Regions from separate parts of the Homo sapiens genome. Here all the other regions are linked to region 1. Evidence: chromatin contacts called from ENCODE Hi-C or POLR2A ChIA-PET data. All regions are on one chromosome and are shown on one strand. Each heading gives the region's core, a stretch centred on a gene start or an enhancer-like site at or near the end of the contact. The rest is flanking DNA. Distances are from core to core; before and after follow the strand shown.

Region 1 (4,629 bases), core at 840-3,339:
AGGTCAGGAGTTCTAGACCAGCCTGACCAACATGGAGACACCCCATGTCTACTAAAAATACAAAATTAGCCGGGCGTGGTGGTGCATGCCTGTAATCCCAGCTACTCCAGAGGCTGAGGCAGGAGAATCACTTGAACTTGGGAGGCAGAGGTTGCGGTGAGCCAAGATCGCACCACTGCACTCCAGCCTGGGCAACAAGAGCGAAACTCAGTCTCAAAAAATAAATAAATTAAATTAAAATGTTGGGATTTGACTTCCATCATAATTTGCTTCTGAATGGTTCACAAATCCCAATTTCTGGCCCAGATTTGCCTCCTGAGCTTCAGCTCTGTATAACCATATCTACCTCGTCACGTCCCAGATGGTGCCCAGGATGGCCCTGCCTGTGTTCGGCACCTTCAGGAAATGCACTACCCCCTGCCCCAGGTGTCCCACCAGAAGCCTCCACTCCTCATCTCCTGAGTCCACTTAATCACCATGCCCTGTCAGTACTACCTCTGGGCTGTCTTTTACTTCCATCCCTTCTTGGTATCCTTTCTGCCCCAACCTAGACCAGGCCACTGTCTCAACTCTGGACAGCCATACAGCGTAACTGTTCCTACCAATCTGTCCACAAGGAGCCATTCTCCACATGTTAAAGCCTCTCCCTAAAATGACTCAATCCTTGGGATCCATTCTTGGTTCTCCAGTCCCTTTGCCACCCTGCCCAGGCACCCTTCTAGCCATCCCCACTTTGTTGATCTGCTTCAATCCCTCAAACACACAGCATACTCTCACACAAGTGCTCCTACCACTGCCATGGAGATGCTTTCAATTCCACACACCTTCCCCTCATCTGACTGACACCTACTCAGTCTTCAGGTCCTACTTTACTTGGTAGCTGCTTCCGGAAGCCTTCCCTGCACCATCTAGTCCAGTTGAGGCGCCCACCCGAGAGTCCTATGTTCCTCCCACTTCCTTCTCACAGCACTGATCACTTTGTATGCTAATTGTCTTTATCATCTTCTTTCCCATTAGAGCTCTTCTGGGGTAAGGGACACCTCTGCCTTGTTCATTATAGCCCCTCAAGAATGCTCATTAAGTATCAATGAATGGATGAACAGAAGGACTAAGGATCTTTAGGAATCACTAATGTAACAATTCTTTAAAATGTGGGTTGGCAAGTCACAAGTGATAGCGTTTCAGGAGAGGGGCAAAGCAGAAAGGGCCGAGGGGTTGGGGAAGTCCTCCTGAAAGGAACTGGCCTGTCCAGAGTTAATGCTCAGTAATGCAGTGCCAGGCGTTACCACTATCTTTACAGTGCTGATCATCTGGACCCAGACCAAAGACCTGGTGCCAATGACTGTCCTGTAAAGGTAGTGGTAATTAGCAAAGCCAGGCAGATCAGCTCCCTCCAGAGTTTGGACAGAAGAATCCAAAGAGAAATGGCTAGTTAGCAGGAGTTTCCCTGACCCCTCATATCCACCCCCTTCTACGATTGTTGTGAGCAAGTCTGTTCCTTAAGCCCAAACGATGTCACCGGCAGGGGTGAAGGGCAGGCATGAGAGGGCTGGAAGAAGCACGTGATCTCGCCTGTAAGTGCAGGGAAGGTCACAAGGCTGGACGCCAATGTGCCCGGCCTACAGGAGAGCCAGGCCGCCCTGACTGCCAAGCGAATGGAACTGCACTCGCCCAGCGCTCTGAGTGGAATGCGCGGTCTGCAATCTGAGAATACTCCCCAGAAAAACGGATCCCTACCGCCTCGTGCCTTCCTGAAAGGAAACAGAGACTGCTACCCCCTCACTTACAGAAGGTCTCCTGGCCCACGCGCACTTTAATCATGATCCACTCCATCGTTCCTCCCAGGACAAAAAAGAAGGGCAGGAACCGGTAGATGCCAAATCGCTGCTTCCCGGGCACCCGCTGCAGAATCCGTCTCACCTGGGCCCTGGTGAACATGCTCGACCGAGGTCGTGGAGAGGGATATGACGGAACTAAGCACTGGATCGCCCGGACGCAGCCGAGACCGCCCCGCCCGTTCTCGCCGTGTACCGCGACCTGGGAGACTAGCGAGCGCCGTCCTCCGCCACTGTCTGGTAGGCGCACGAGTGCCGGAACTGGGCGCCGACCTTCTAAAGCGAGGCGGATCCGCCAATCAGACTGCAGCGGGGGCGTGCAGCTCCGCCAATCAGAGCACGGCAGGGCGCGCGTGCTCCCTGAAGCCGAGCAGGGCCTCGAAGGAGCTGGCGCAGGCGCCTCAGCTCTGGAGGTGGGACGGCCCAAAAGGGAAGGACAGCCCACGTGGCGCCGGCCCGGCCCCGCCCCCTGCCTCCCCAGTGCAGGTCTGAGCTCGCAGTTGGCAGCCGCGCCCCCTACTCTGCCACCGCCATTTTTATTCCTAATACCCAGATAGAAGTGATGACCCTCTCTGATGGACTATGTACAGCACCACATTCCAAAATGCAATTATGCAATGCCTTGCGTTTATTTCGGAGACGTGATTGGTGCCTAGACTTCTAAAGTAACAGAATTTGATATGGAGTGTTGAAAGCTGAACTTTATCAATTATCACAGCAAAAATCTAAGTAAGCGCCCCGTGAGAACCCTAAAATTAATAAAAGCTATCTTGTATGGGGCACTTACAGTTCCACAGGCACTTGTAGGCGCTTTATTCACAATAATCGCAGAAGAGCAGTATAAAGAGCATGCACTCTGTTACCAAACCACATCCCTGCTCTACAGGTGCTCCCTTAGCCCATCTGTGCCTCAATTCCCTAAGCCGTAAAACGGAGGCCTTGTTCTGACGCTGTGATAATTTAGTGCGGTAATAGGAATGATGCACTGAACACAACCCTGGAGCATAGTAACTGATTAATATTAGTTAGAATATTCATTATGATGATAATGATTGGCAGAGCCCTCGCTCTTCACATGTATTCCCAAACATGGTTTTTGTTTGTTTCTTGAGACAGGACCTCGCTCTGTCATCCAGGCTGAAGTGCAGTGGCGCAATCTCGGCTCACTGCAACCCCCTCCTCCCCGGCTCAAGCCATCCTCCCACCACTACAGGCGTGCACCACCACGCCCGGCTAATTTTTTAATTTTTTGTAGAGATGGGGGTCCCACTATATTGGCCAGGCTAGTCTCAAACTCCTGGGCTCAAGAGATCCTCCTGCCTTGGCCTCCCAAAGTGCTGTGATTACAGGCGTGAGCCACCGCGCCGAGTCTGAACGTGTATTGTTTATATGTAGTCTCTTAACTGACAGTTTAAGAGACTATGCCAGGTAGAAGCAGGGCTCTGACTTAAGAGACTTCACTTGTAATTGCGTCTTCTCATGCTGCTGTGCTTGCTGAAGATAACTGAAAGGGGCTGTCACCCCATTACCTAGGACTAAAGTAAAAACTGCAGGAACAGCTTTGAGAAAGGAGACAACTATTAGACAATCTAAGGAAGGTAAATGAAAGCTTAGAACCAATGAGACGATTTGGTGATATGGACACAAAATATACAAAAGCAGACTGGAGAGAGCAAGCAGGGCCCCAGAAAGGGTCATAGGGCCCGCAGTGAGCAGCCTGAGCTGCCGCCTGTACAACCGGCTTTGGAGGGCCAGCCCGGAAGCCTCTTTCTCCTCCGGGTAGACTCCGCCCAAGCATGCACACACACAGGCTTGATGCTCGCTCCCGTTTCTACAGGAGGTTTTGACGGCTGGATGCTGCAGGGCATCCCCTCGCCTGGAGGAGGTTCACTTGTGGCCAGGTTCCCAGCACACCCACTTGCTCACTGGGGCCCTGGGGACACCGCCACACTCGAGCCCATCCTACGGCCTCAATCCTTACCAGTCCCCAGGCCATGGACTGCCACACTGTAGGTCTTCAATCAAGGTTCAGTGGAGTTTCGAATGTACACACACCCTGAAAGACAGCGCGGCCACCTCAGAAAACAACGCGCGCCCAGCTGGCTCCCCTCCGACAGGGCCCACGGCTACTGGGTCGGCCTCCTCCGGACCCTGAGCACAGCCTGGTATGCGTGCGGGCTCGGAATACGGATCTGAGCAGAAGAAATGCGAGTGGAGAGCGGTTCTGCGCAGGAAAGAGGAATTTTGTTGGAAAGCCTGTCGACGTTGCTAGAAAAGACCACAGCATCTCACGAGGGGCGTGCGCCGGGAAACCGGGAGTTGACGGGTCAGTGCGGCCAGTTGCCGAGGTCCGAACCAAGCGGGCGCAGTGACCGTGGCCCACAACCCTGCAGCGCACGGCCCAGTCACCTGGTTAGCGGACGTCGGCTGCCCTGCAGGCCCCTCGGCCTCCCCCAGCGTGGGCCTGGCACCGGGAAGCGCGGGAAGGGCTCTTTATTTGTTAGACCAGTGAGTGGACTGGCCCGGGCTCTGGTCAGTGGGCAGTCAGTCCGAGCCCAGAGACCGGGGACCAGGACCCCGGGAAAGGAGAGCACCAGGACTAGGGGGAGGAGCGGAGGATCTGGGGTCAGAAGCATCCAGAGGCGCAGGGTAGGGCGGGCGGACCCGGGAGCGGAGAGGGCGGCAGAGGACCCGGGGGCCCGGGGGGTACCCGTCGCGCTCCGGCTGTCTCCTCTCGGCGCCTCGGCCGTCCGGAGCCTCTCAGGGACGGCCGCTCTTAGGCCCGCTGACTTCC
Region 2 (4,629 bases), core at 1,438-3,937, 2.2 Mb after region 1:
GGGCCCATCTTCCATACAAACTGCTGTCAGGGATCCTACCAGAGATCATTCAGCCAAGAGCCTGACATCAGAAAGCCCAGTCCTAGCTTGTGTGAACATGAGGTGCTAGTCTTCTCTGGGGAGGGTCTGCTGGCTTGGCCATCCCTTCTGCAGCCTGTACACTCCCCTTTTGCCCCTTGCAGTGGGACGCCTTCAGCATGCCTGAACTACATAACTTCCTACGTATCCTGCAGCGGGAGGAGGAGGAGCACCTCCGCCAGATCCTGCAGAAGTACTCCTATTGCCGCCAGAAGATCCAAGAGGCCCTGCACGCCTGCCCCCTTGGGTGACCTCTTGTACCCCCAGGTGGAAGGCAGACAGCAGGCAGCGCCAAGTGCGTGCCGTGTGAGTGTGACAGGGCCAGTGGGGCCTGTGGAATGAGTGTGCATGGAGGCCCTCCTGTGCTGGGGGAATGAGCCCAGAGAACAGCGAAGTAGCTTGCTCCCTGTGTCCACCTGTGGGTGTAGCCAGGTATGGCTCTGCACCCCTCTGCCCTCATTACTGGGCCTTAGTGGGCCAGGGCTGCCCTGAGAAGCTGCTCCAGGCCTGCAGCAGGAGTGGTGCAGACAGAAGTCTCCTCAATTTTTGTCTCAGAAGTGAAAATCTTGGAGACCCTGCAAACAGAACAGGGTCATGTTTGCAGGGGTGACGGCCCTCATCTATGAGGAAAGGTTTTGGATCTTGAATGTGGTCTCAGGATATCCTTATCAGAGCTAAGGGTGGGTGCTCAGAATAAGGCAGGCATTGAGGAAGAGTCTTGGTTTCTCTCTACAGTGCCAACTCCTCACACACCCTGAGGTCAGGGAGTGCTGGCTCACAGTACAGCATGTGCCTTAATGCTTCATATGAGGAGGATGTCCCTGGGCCAGGGTCTGTGTGAATGTGGGCACTGGCCCAGGTTCATACCTTATTTGCTAATCAAAGCCAGGGTCTCTCCCTCAGGTGTTTTTTATGAAGTGCGTGAATGTATGTAATGTGTGGTGGCCTCAGCTGAATGCCTCCTGTGGGGAAAGGGGTTGGGGTGACAGTCATCATCAGGGCCTGGGGCCTGAGAGAATTGGCTCAATAAAGATTTCAAGATCCTCCTGCTGTTGGAATCTTTTATACATATAAAGTTTTTGTAGAGACATGAGTCTCTCTGTGTTGCCCAGGATCCTCCCAACTTGGCCTCCCAAAGTGTTGGGATTACAGGTGTGAGCCACCCTGCCCAGCCTGGACTCTTTATTATTATAGGCGCAGAGCTGCAGTTGCCCCTCATGGTGCCAGAAGTTGCCAAGGGTGATGGACAGGCTCCCAGGTGTCTTGCAAAGTCACCATGGACCAATTTGTGAAGATGTAGTATGCATACATACTTGGTCATCACTCAGCTCCCTGGGGCTCAGGTTGTGGTGGAGACAAAAATGGACTGCAGTTAGAACTTAGGGAAACTGGCTGGGCATAGTGGCTCACACCTGTAATCCCAACACTTTGGTTGGGCTAGGTGGGCAGATCACTTGAGGCCAGGAGTTCGAGGCCAGCCTGGCCAGCATGGCGAAACCCCATCTCTACCAAAAATACAAAAAAAATTTAGCTGGGCGTGGTGGTGGGCGCTTGTAGTCCCAGCTACTCAGAAGGCTGAGGCAGGAGAATCGCTTGAACCCGGCAGGCAGAGGTTGCAGTGAGTGGAGATCACACCACTGCACTCCGATAGAGCAAGACTCCAACTCAAAAAAAAAAAAAACGGCCGGGCGCAGTGGCTCAGGCCTGTAATCCCAGCACTTTGGGAGGCCAAGGCGGGTGGATCACCTGAGGTCCGGAGTTCAAGACTGCCTGACCAACATGGTGAAACCCCGTCTCTACTAGAAATACAAAAAAATTAGCCGGCATGGTGGCAGATGCCTGTAATCCCAAGTACTCGGGAGGCTGAGGCAGGAGAATCGCTTGAACCCTGGAGGCAGAGGCTGCAGTGAGCCGAGATCGTGCCACTGCACATTATCCTGGGCGACAAGAGTGAAACTCCATCTCAAAAAAAAAAAAAAACAAAACCATCCCTTCAACACACACACACCACGCTCTGGGAGAAGGTGTGGCATAACTCCTTCACCAAATACAGAGCTGCCACCGTGGACCAGACACTGCTCGTGATACCGAGGGTATAGCTGTTAACAATTCTTGCTTTCATTAAGCATGGACTCTGCTGGGTTTGAAAACACTGAATTCGAAGTTCTTCAGAACTGAATGTAACTATGTGAATCTGGCCAGTTCCTTAATTTTCTTTCAACTTGGTTAGTTCACATAAGCGTGGCAATCGCAAAAATACAGCTGTGAAAATAGAAGCCAGATGGGCACCCGGCGGTCTGGCCTTAGGCCCTGAAGTGCAGGTTTGAGGATTGGTGCTTGCGAAGTCCTGCTAGGCCTGAACTCAGGTGTTGGGGGACGTCAGAGCCGCCAAATACACCCAAAAGACCGGGAGGACTCACGGCCACCACTTTCCTCGGTGGGAGCTGTCCCAGCTGGTCAGATCGCGCTTGCTGGGACCTGGGATCTCGCAACGCATGCTGGGATGCCCAGCATCTAAGGGCGCCCATTGGTCCCGCCCCCACGACTTGAGCAACAGCCAATCAGAGGTGGCAGCGTGCGGAAGCGGAAGTGAGGTTTCCGTGGAGACAGCCGAGCCTGCGGAAGGCGGCGGCGGCGGCACCTGCGATCAGCGGCTGGGGCAGGTTATGGTAGTGCGGACTGCGGTGTGAGCAGAGCGGCCACGGGGCCCGCCATGCGCCGGCGGCCCTGACATGGGCGCCAGCGGGTCCAAAGCTCGGGGCCTGTGGCCCTTCGCCTCGGCGGCCGGAGGCGGCGGCTCAGAGGCAGCAGGAGCTGAGCAAGCTTTGGTGCGGCCTCGGGGCCGAGCTGTGCCCCCCTTCGTATTCACGCGCCGCGGGTAAGGGCATGGGTTCCACCCTGGCGGGGGGAACAGGCGGGCGGCCAGGCGTCCCGCGCCACGGGGGAACTTCCACCGCTGTACCCCACTACAGCCAAGCCAGGACGACCCCCATATTTTGAGCCTCATTGGAGCTGGGGGTGGAGAAAGCCGGGCAGTGGTCTCCTGGCGGCCTGGCCACTCTGAAAGTCTCCCTAGGGAAGAGTGGGCCTGAGGCTTGTCACTGGTCGGACCTTCCGCACGGTAAAGCTAAGCTAGGGCCTCCATAAGACCTCCATAAGATCTCTTCCTTTCATCCCTTCCGGCTCAGCCTGCATACTGAAGGGTCCTAGCCTCCCTTTCCCCCCCAGTTATTCCAAGGGGATAATAACCCTCTGTTTAGGCTGCTTTTCCTGACAGTAGTGGGGCTGAACCTTTGAGCGTAGTGGCTGGGAAAGCAGGGATAGGCCTCAGTATTGGGGGTGAGGCTGAGGAAAAAAGACCCTCACCCAGTTATGTTCTCCAGATCCAGAGCGCTGACCTACCCACCCAACCCCCAGCCCAGTCTCCCAGAGGCCCGCACAAGAGTACCAGATTGGCTTGGCTCTAGTGGGCTCCTGGAGATGGGCGCTCCCTGTGCTAGAGATTTGGCTGTAGACACCAGGAAGACCCAACAGTGGCAATTCACCAGCCACCTGGGGTGTGGGGTCAGGGGAGACGCAGCCTTCATTCCTTTGTGCTTCTTCCTAGCTTAGGCTTCTGCTATTTCAGTCTTTGACACTGGGCCAGCAGCATCTTCTGGAGTGAGACCAACATGCCCAGGCCACCACCCTGCCCACTCTAGAAGTCCTGGGTGAAGGCAAAGTCCTGATATTAGAATGGCTGCCCTTGCTGAACAAATCAAGGATGAGAACTGGCCTTGGTGGCTGCCTGGATGGTGTGCTCTGGTGTGGGCTCTCTTCTTGGGGGTCTGACATAGTAGCACTGCCCACCCATCACCTCACTTCCCACTTTCTTCTAGTAGACCCCAAACCCCAGGCAAAGGATTCTCCAGGCAGGCCAGGCACCGTGGCTCACGCCTGTAATCCTAACACTTTGGGAGATGAAGACGAGTGGATTGCCTGAGTTCAGGAGTTCGAGACCAGCCAGAGCAACATGGCAAAACCCCGTCTCTACTAAAATACAAAAAATTAGCAGGGTGTGGTGGTGCATGTCTGTAGTCCCAGCTACTTGGGAGGCTGAGGCAGGAGAATTGCTTGAACCCAGGAGGCAGAGGTTGCAGCAAGCTGAGATCGCGCCACTGCACCTCCAGCCTGGGCAACAGAGTGAGATTCTGTCTCGAAAAATTTTTTTTAAAAAAAGGATTCTCCAGGCATATTATCCTCTTTTCTTCCCACTTGGGGTTGGGAAGACCACAGACTTCCCCGTGACCTGTGACATTTGCCATGCCCAGGTGTGGGGCTCCAGCCCAGCCTGTTTCCTTCTCCCTCTACACAGCTCTATGTTCTATGATGAGGATGGGGATCTGGCTCACGAGTTCTATGAGGAGACAATCGTCACCAAGAACGGGCAGAAGCGGGCCAAGCTGAGGCGAGTGCATAAGAATCTGATTCCTCAGGTGAGGGGCTGGGCAGCGGTCACAGAGCCTACACTAAGCGTGTGGAGGTGGACCCAGATGGGATCTGTTGTCATGG
Region 3 (4,629 bases), core at 1,325-3,824, 2.2 Mb after region 1:
CTACGGCCCAGGAAGCCCTGACCACAAGTGCAGCAACGGCTCCCTCCTGGCCCACAGGAGCTTGAGGCCGCAGCTGCTTAAACTGGAGCCATAGGCCAAACTTCATTTTTGTGAATCCTCTCAAGCTTAGGCCCTAGTTCATTTTCACCCTAGAAGGTGTGACCTTTGCGATCTTCTCATGTGGAGAGAATTATAACCTGTAACCACCAGAGCACAGGTGTCCCTGCCTTCCCACCACAGTCCTCTCTCTCCTCCCAACACTCTGCTCTCTGCGCACTGACCTGGCTGAGTCCTCGCCACAGTCTCTGGGGTGGGTACTAGTGTATCCCCATACCACAGATGAGCAAACTAAGAGGAGAAAGCCTTTCCCCCCAGGTGAGAAGGCTAAAAACCAGCAAAGATTTTAGAGAAGAGGTGGCCACCAAGGGTTGGGGAGCTTGGATGCTAAATAGATGAAGGGGCTTCGAGGCCTCAGCCAAGATGGAGACTTTTTCTGTCTCCTCTGCAGGGTTCGGCTGCAGAGCAATGCCTAATCCACAACCCCCAAGACAGCTCCCATGGCCTGCAAGAGACCGTGCAATCTTGGATAGGGTTGTAAGATAAAATACAGAACACCCTATTTTGAATTTCAGATCATGAACGAGTTTTTAGTATGGAAGTGTTTCAACTATTGTGTGGGACATACCTATACTGAAAAACTGGGGGCTGGGCACAGTGGCTAACGCCTGTAATCCCAACACTTTGGGAGGCTGATGCAGGAGGATCGCTTGAGCTCACGAGTTCGAGATCAGCCTGGGTAGGATGGCCACCCCGCCCCTGCCCATGTCTCTACAAAATAAAAAAATTTTAAAAATTAGCTGGGCACAGTAGTGTGTGCCTGTAGTCGCAGCTAATCAGGAGGCTGAGGCTGGAGGATCCCTTCAGCCCAGGAGTTAGAGGTGGCAGTGAGCTATGATTGTGCCACTGCACTCCAGCCTTGGACAAAGCTAGACCCTGTCTCAAAAAAAAAAAAAAAAAAAAAAGGGGGCAGGGGGACATGATTATACTCGAAGATTACTCATTGTTTATCTGGAATTCAAATTTGACTGAGCATCCTTATTTTGATTTGCTAAAACTGGCAACCTTACCCAGATGTGGCAACCAGTGGGAACCCAGACCCCAGAAAAAAAGCATCAGCACCCTTTTTAACCTGTAGGCCATGCACACATCAGCACACACTGAAATCAGTGGCTGAAAGGAAGGGATCCTGTGTTTTATAAAAGCACTTTGTCATAGAATTATTTTAATTATATGGACAGCTTTTTGTTTTGTTTTGAGACAAAGTTTCGCTCTTGTTGCCCAGGCTGTAGTGCAATGGCATGATCTTGGCTCACCGCAACCTCCGCCTCCCGGGTTCAAGCGATTCTCCTGCCTCAGCATCCCGAGTAGATGGGATTACAGGCATGTGCCACCACACCTGGCTAATTTTGTATTTTTAGTAGAGATGAGGTTTATCCATGTTGGTCAGGCTGGTCTCAAACTCCCGACCTCAGGTGATCTGCCCGCCTCAGCCTCCCAAAGTGCTGGGATTACAGGCGTGAGCCACCGTGCCCAGCCTATATGTACAGTTTTTTAAAAGTAACTCCATATACAAAAAAAAAAAAAAGACACAGAACACAACCTGTCAGAAGTCACTGTGGCGTGAAGTGGGACCAGAACAGGCCTAGCCCAGGCTTGTGGAGAGACCTGGCTTGTAGAGAGACCTCTCATCCTCCGCAGTTATCAGAAGTCCCTGGTGGGGAGGAGGGTCACTGAGGGCTGCCCAGCCTCGTCCCTATGCGGGAGGGAGCCCTAGGTTCGTGCTCCAGGTCCACCTCACTTGGAAAAAGGGCAACGTGAAATAACAAACAAAAAACTTTTCCAAGTGGGAGAAAACAAACAAAAAAAGGCAACATGTGCAGCACTCGCTGAGCACCCAGGGTGGACTGGCATTTTACACCCCTTTCCCCTTTGATTATTAGGACAGGAAGATCATGTCATCAGCTACATTTTATGGCCCATGAAACTGAGTTTCAAAAAGGTTCAGGAACTTAACCAACCAATGCCACACAGCCTCCGAGGCAGAGCAAGGGTTCCAGCCTGGGTCAGGTCCCATTCACCAGACCACGGAGGTTCTGTTTCTCACACAGTGACACCTACCCACACGCCAGCCAACAAGGACACACTCGCTCAGAGGTACACGCACAAATAGAGCTACTCTTCCTAGGGAATTCAGCAAGTGTGGGGGCTAGAGCTGTGTTGCTTCCCGAACCCTCACCGCCGCTTTCAGGGGTTAGAGATGCTAATTCATCCCTTCCCACCTCCTGAGAACCGACGGAAACGGTCCCTGAGAACTACAACTCCCAGCACACCCCGCGCTCACCACAACGGGACCGGTCCGTGCTCATGGCCTCCTGGGACTTGTAGTTCTAGCCAGAACCCTGTTCAACTCTTCCCCGGCTGCAACCAAGGACTCCGTATCCCAGCATGCAGAGGAGCCGGAAGACAGGCGCTTAGAGGACAGCCCGCTGCCGCCGGGGACGCGCAGGCGCAGCACCCCTGTTTGTCGGCCCCCCGAGAGAAGAGGTACGGTCGAAGCCAGGAGCCAGGCCGAGCGGGAGCTGACCAGGCTTGACTCGGGTACAGAACGAGGCACCAGTCCCCTTGCGAACCGAAGGGCCTCGCAGTGGATGGAGGAGGCCCAGCCCTGAGGTCAACGCCAACCAGGCTAGCCTGGCACGGGGCCTACAGGGTGGGTAGGCGGGCGTGCCGCAGCCGTCCAGGGCCTTCCCTCAGGTCCCGGGCGAGGGGCCTACGCTGCGGCCCGGCAACAAGGCCCGACTCGGCCCCTCGGGACCAGAGCCCCACCCGATCGGAAGCGGATCCTTTACCAGGGCCATAGGCCAGTGACTAGGCCGGGCCTGGGCCTCCCATCGGGGCCGGACTAGGACGAGGCCCCGGGGAGGCCCCTGGCCTACCAGACCCTTTTCTCAGGCCGACAGCCGCCAGGAAGATGCAACGTGCCCTGCCAGGCGCCCGCCAGCACTTGGGGGCCATTCTGGCCAGCGCCAGCGTGGTGGTGAAGGCTCTGTGTGCGGCGGTACTATTCCTCTACCTGCTCTCCTTCGCCGTGGACACAGGCTGCCTGGCGGTCACCCCGGGCTACCTCTTTCCTCCCAACTTCTGGATCTGGACCCTGGCCACCCATGGGCTGATGGAGCAGCATGTGTGGGACGTGGCCATCAGCCTGACAACGGTGGTGGTGGCCGGGCGTTTGCTGGAGCCCCTCTGGGGGGCCTTGGAGCTGCTCATCTTCTTCTCAGTGGTGAATGTGTCTGTAGGGCTGCTGGGGGCCTTCGCCTACCTCCTCACCTACATGGCTTCCTTCAACCTGGTCTACCTGTTCACTGTCCGTATCCACGGCGCCTTGGGCTTCCTAGGTGGCGTCCTGGTGGCACTCAAGCAAACCATGGGGGACTGTGTGGTCCTGCGAGTGCCCCAGGTGCGCGTCAGTGTGATGCCCATGCTGCTGCTGGCGCTGCTGCTCCTGCTGCGGCTCGCCACGCTGCTCCAGAGCCCGGCGCTGGCTTCCTATGGCTTCGGGCTGCTCTCCAGTTGGGTATATCTTCGCTTCTACCAGCGCCATAGCCGGGGCCGAGGGGACATGGCTGACCACTTTGCTTTCGCCACTTTCTTCCCTGAGATCCTGCAGCCTGTGGTGGGTTTGCTGGCGAACTTGGTGCACAGCCTCCTGGTGAAGGTAAAGATATGCCAGAAGACGGTGAAGCGCTACGATGTGGGTGCCCCATCCTCCATCACCATCAGCCTGCCAGGCACAGACCCTCAAGACGCCGAGCGGAGAAGGTACTGTGAAATTTTCCAAAATCTTGTCAAGCTAGGAGCATACTGGTCGAGTCACATGCCATCTGTTGAGGTGTTCGCTGTACATAGGTGGAGACCTACAGTCAGGTATTGGGGCACATCCGGAAAGACAAAATCAGTCTTTGGCCTTAAGGAACTCAGCAGTTAGGTGTCTGGGGTCCACGAGGCACTTTTCTCACCACTCGGGCCACTTAATAAGTCTCAAGAAATGCAGTTTCCTTTGGTGCTGTGAAGTCCCAGTGGAGGGACACAGAACCCTGGCCTTGCCTCAGAATCTCAGAATCCTAGACATTGGGCCTGTGGGAGCCAGAAGCAACCTGCTGGTACTTTCCCCTGTGAGGAAGGGACAGGGAAGGAGGCCTGGGGTCCTCAAAAGGTGATCTGGGCCACTCCAATTTCCAAATGCTGTGTCCTCTTCCTGGGCTTTAACTCAGATGCTGTGCTTCTCTGCCACTTACTTATTGAGAGGGAAGCTTGGGGTATTACCACATTTACCTCTGTCTCCAGCAAGCATGTGTCACCAAAACCAGGGACAGGCTACATGACCCACTGAGGGAGCCTGCTGACACCAGGGAGTGGCGATGACCCTTTCATTATCTGTAAACCAAGCTATCCACAGCATCAGGAGTCCCAGCTGAATTATTCACTGAATGCACTTTGGCCAGGGCAGGAGGGATCTTTTTAAATTCAGCTTACTCTCTCTCCCAGATCTGTGGAGCCAGCAGAGTG

Evidence for each region. A loop is a pair of places that touch in the nucleus more often than their neighbours do. ChIA-PET counts read pairs that join two places held with the same protein, here RNA polymerase II (POLR2A). Pooled maps may share reads with other maps.
Region 2: a loop to region 1 is called in a pooled map, with 5 times the contacts of the local background. The contact joins the promoter of TUSC2 here to the promoter of UQCC5 in region 1. A Hi-C loop is called at or near these places in 1 of 168 maps with a recorded cell type or tissue (spleen), 1 of 37 single-sample maps with no recorded cell type and 10 of 50 pooled maps.
Region 3: a loop to region 1 is called in a pooled map, with 13 times the contacts of the local background. The contact joins the promoter of TMEM115 here to the promoter of UQCC5 in region 1. A Hi-C loop is called at or near these places in 1 of 37 single-sample maps with no recorded cell type and 8 of 50 pooled maps. POLR2A ChIA-PET finds 5 or more read pairs at or near these places in 1 of 52 experiments (OCI-LY7).

The regions. Positions count from the first base shown.
Region 1 is chr3:52,534,065-52,538,693 of GRCh38, reverse strand. It overlaps UQCC5 (ubiquinol-cytochrome c reductase complex assembly factor 5), which reads right to left and starts at 2,089. Exons shown (of 2, transcript NM_001124767.2): 1 at 1,788-2,089. The coding sequence starts at 1,938. It also overlaps a transcript of NT5DC2 not described here. RefSeq lists an enhancer at 1,237-1,770 and silencers at 2,104-2,403, 4,438-4,629.
Region 2 is chr3:50,326,281-50,330,909 of GRCh38, reverse strand. It overlaps TUSC2 (tumor suppressor 2, mitochondrial calcium regulator), which reads left to right and starts at 2,687. Exons shown (of 3, transcript NM_007275.3): 1 at 2,687-2,956; 2 at 4,433-4,553. The coding sequence starts at 2,811. RASSF1 (Ras association domain family member 1) reads left to right here. Exons shown (of 6, transcript NM_007182.5): 6 at 183-1,122. The coding sequence ends at 329. RefSeq lists an enhancer at 2,443-2,552.
Region 3 is chr3:50,357,466-50,362,094 of GRCh38, reverse strand. It overlaps TMEM115 (transmembrane protein 115), which reads left to right and starts at 2,574. Exons shown (of 2, transcript NM_007024.5): 1 at 2,574-3,882. The coding sequence starts at 3,032. It overlaps LOC127898564 (CYB561D2-LOC101928965), which reads right to left. Exons shown (of 5, transcript NR_183066.1): 3 at 3,419-3,977. RefSeq lists enhancers at 2,355-2,654, 2,381-3,271.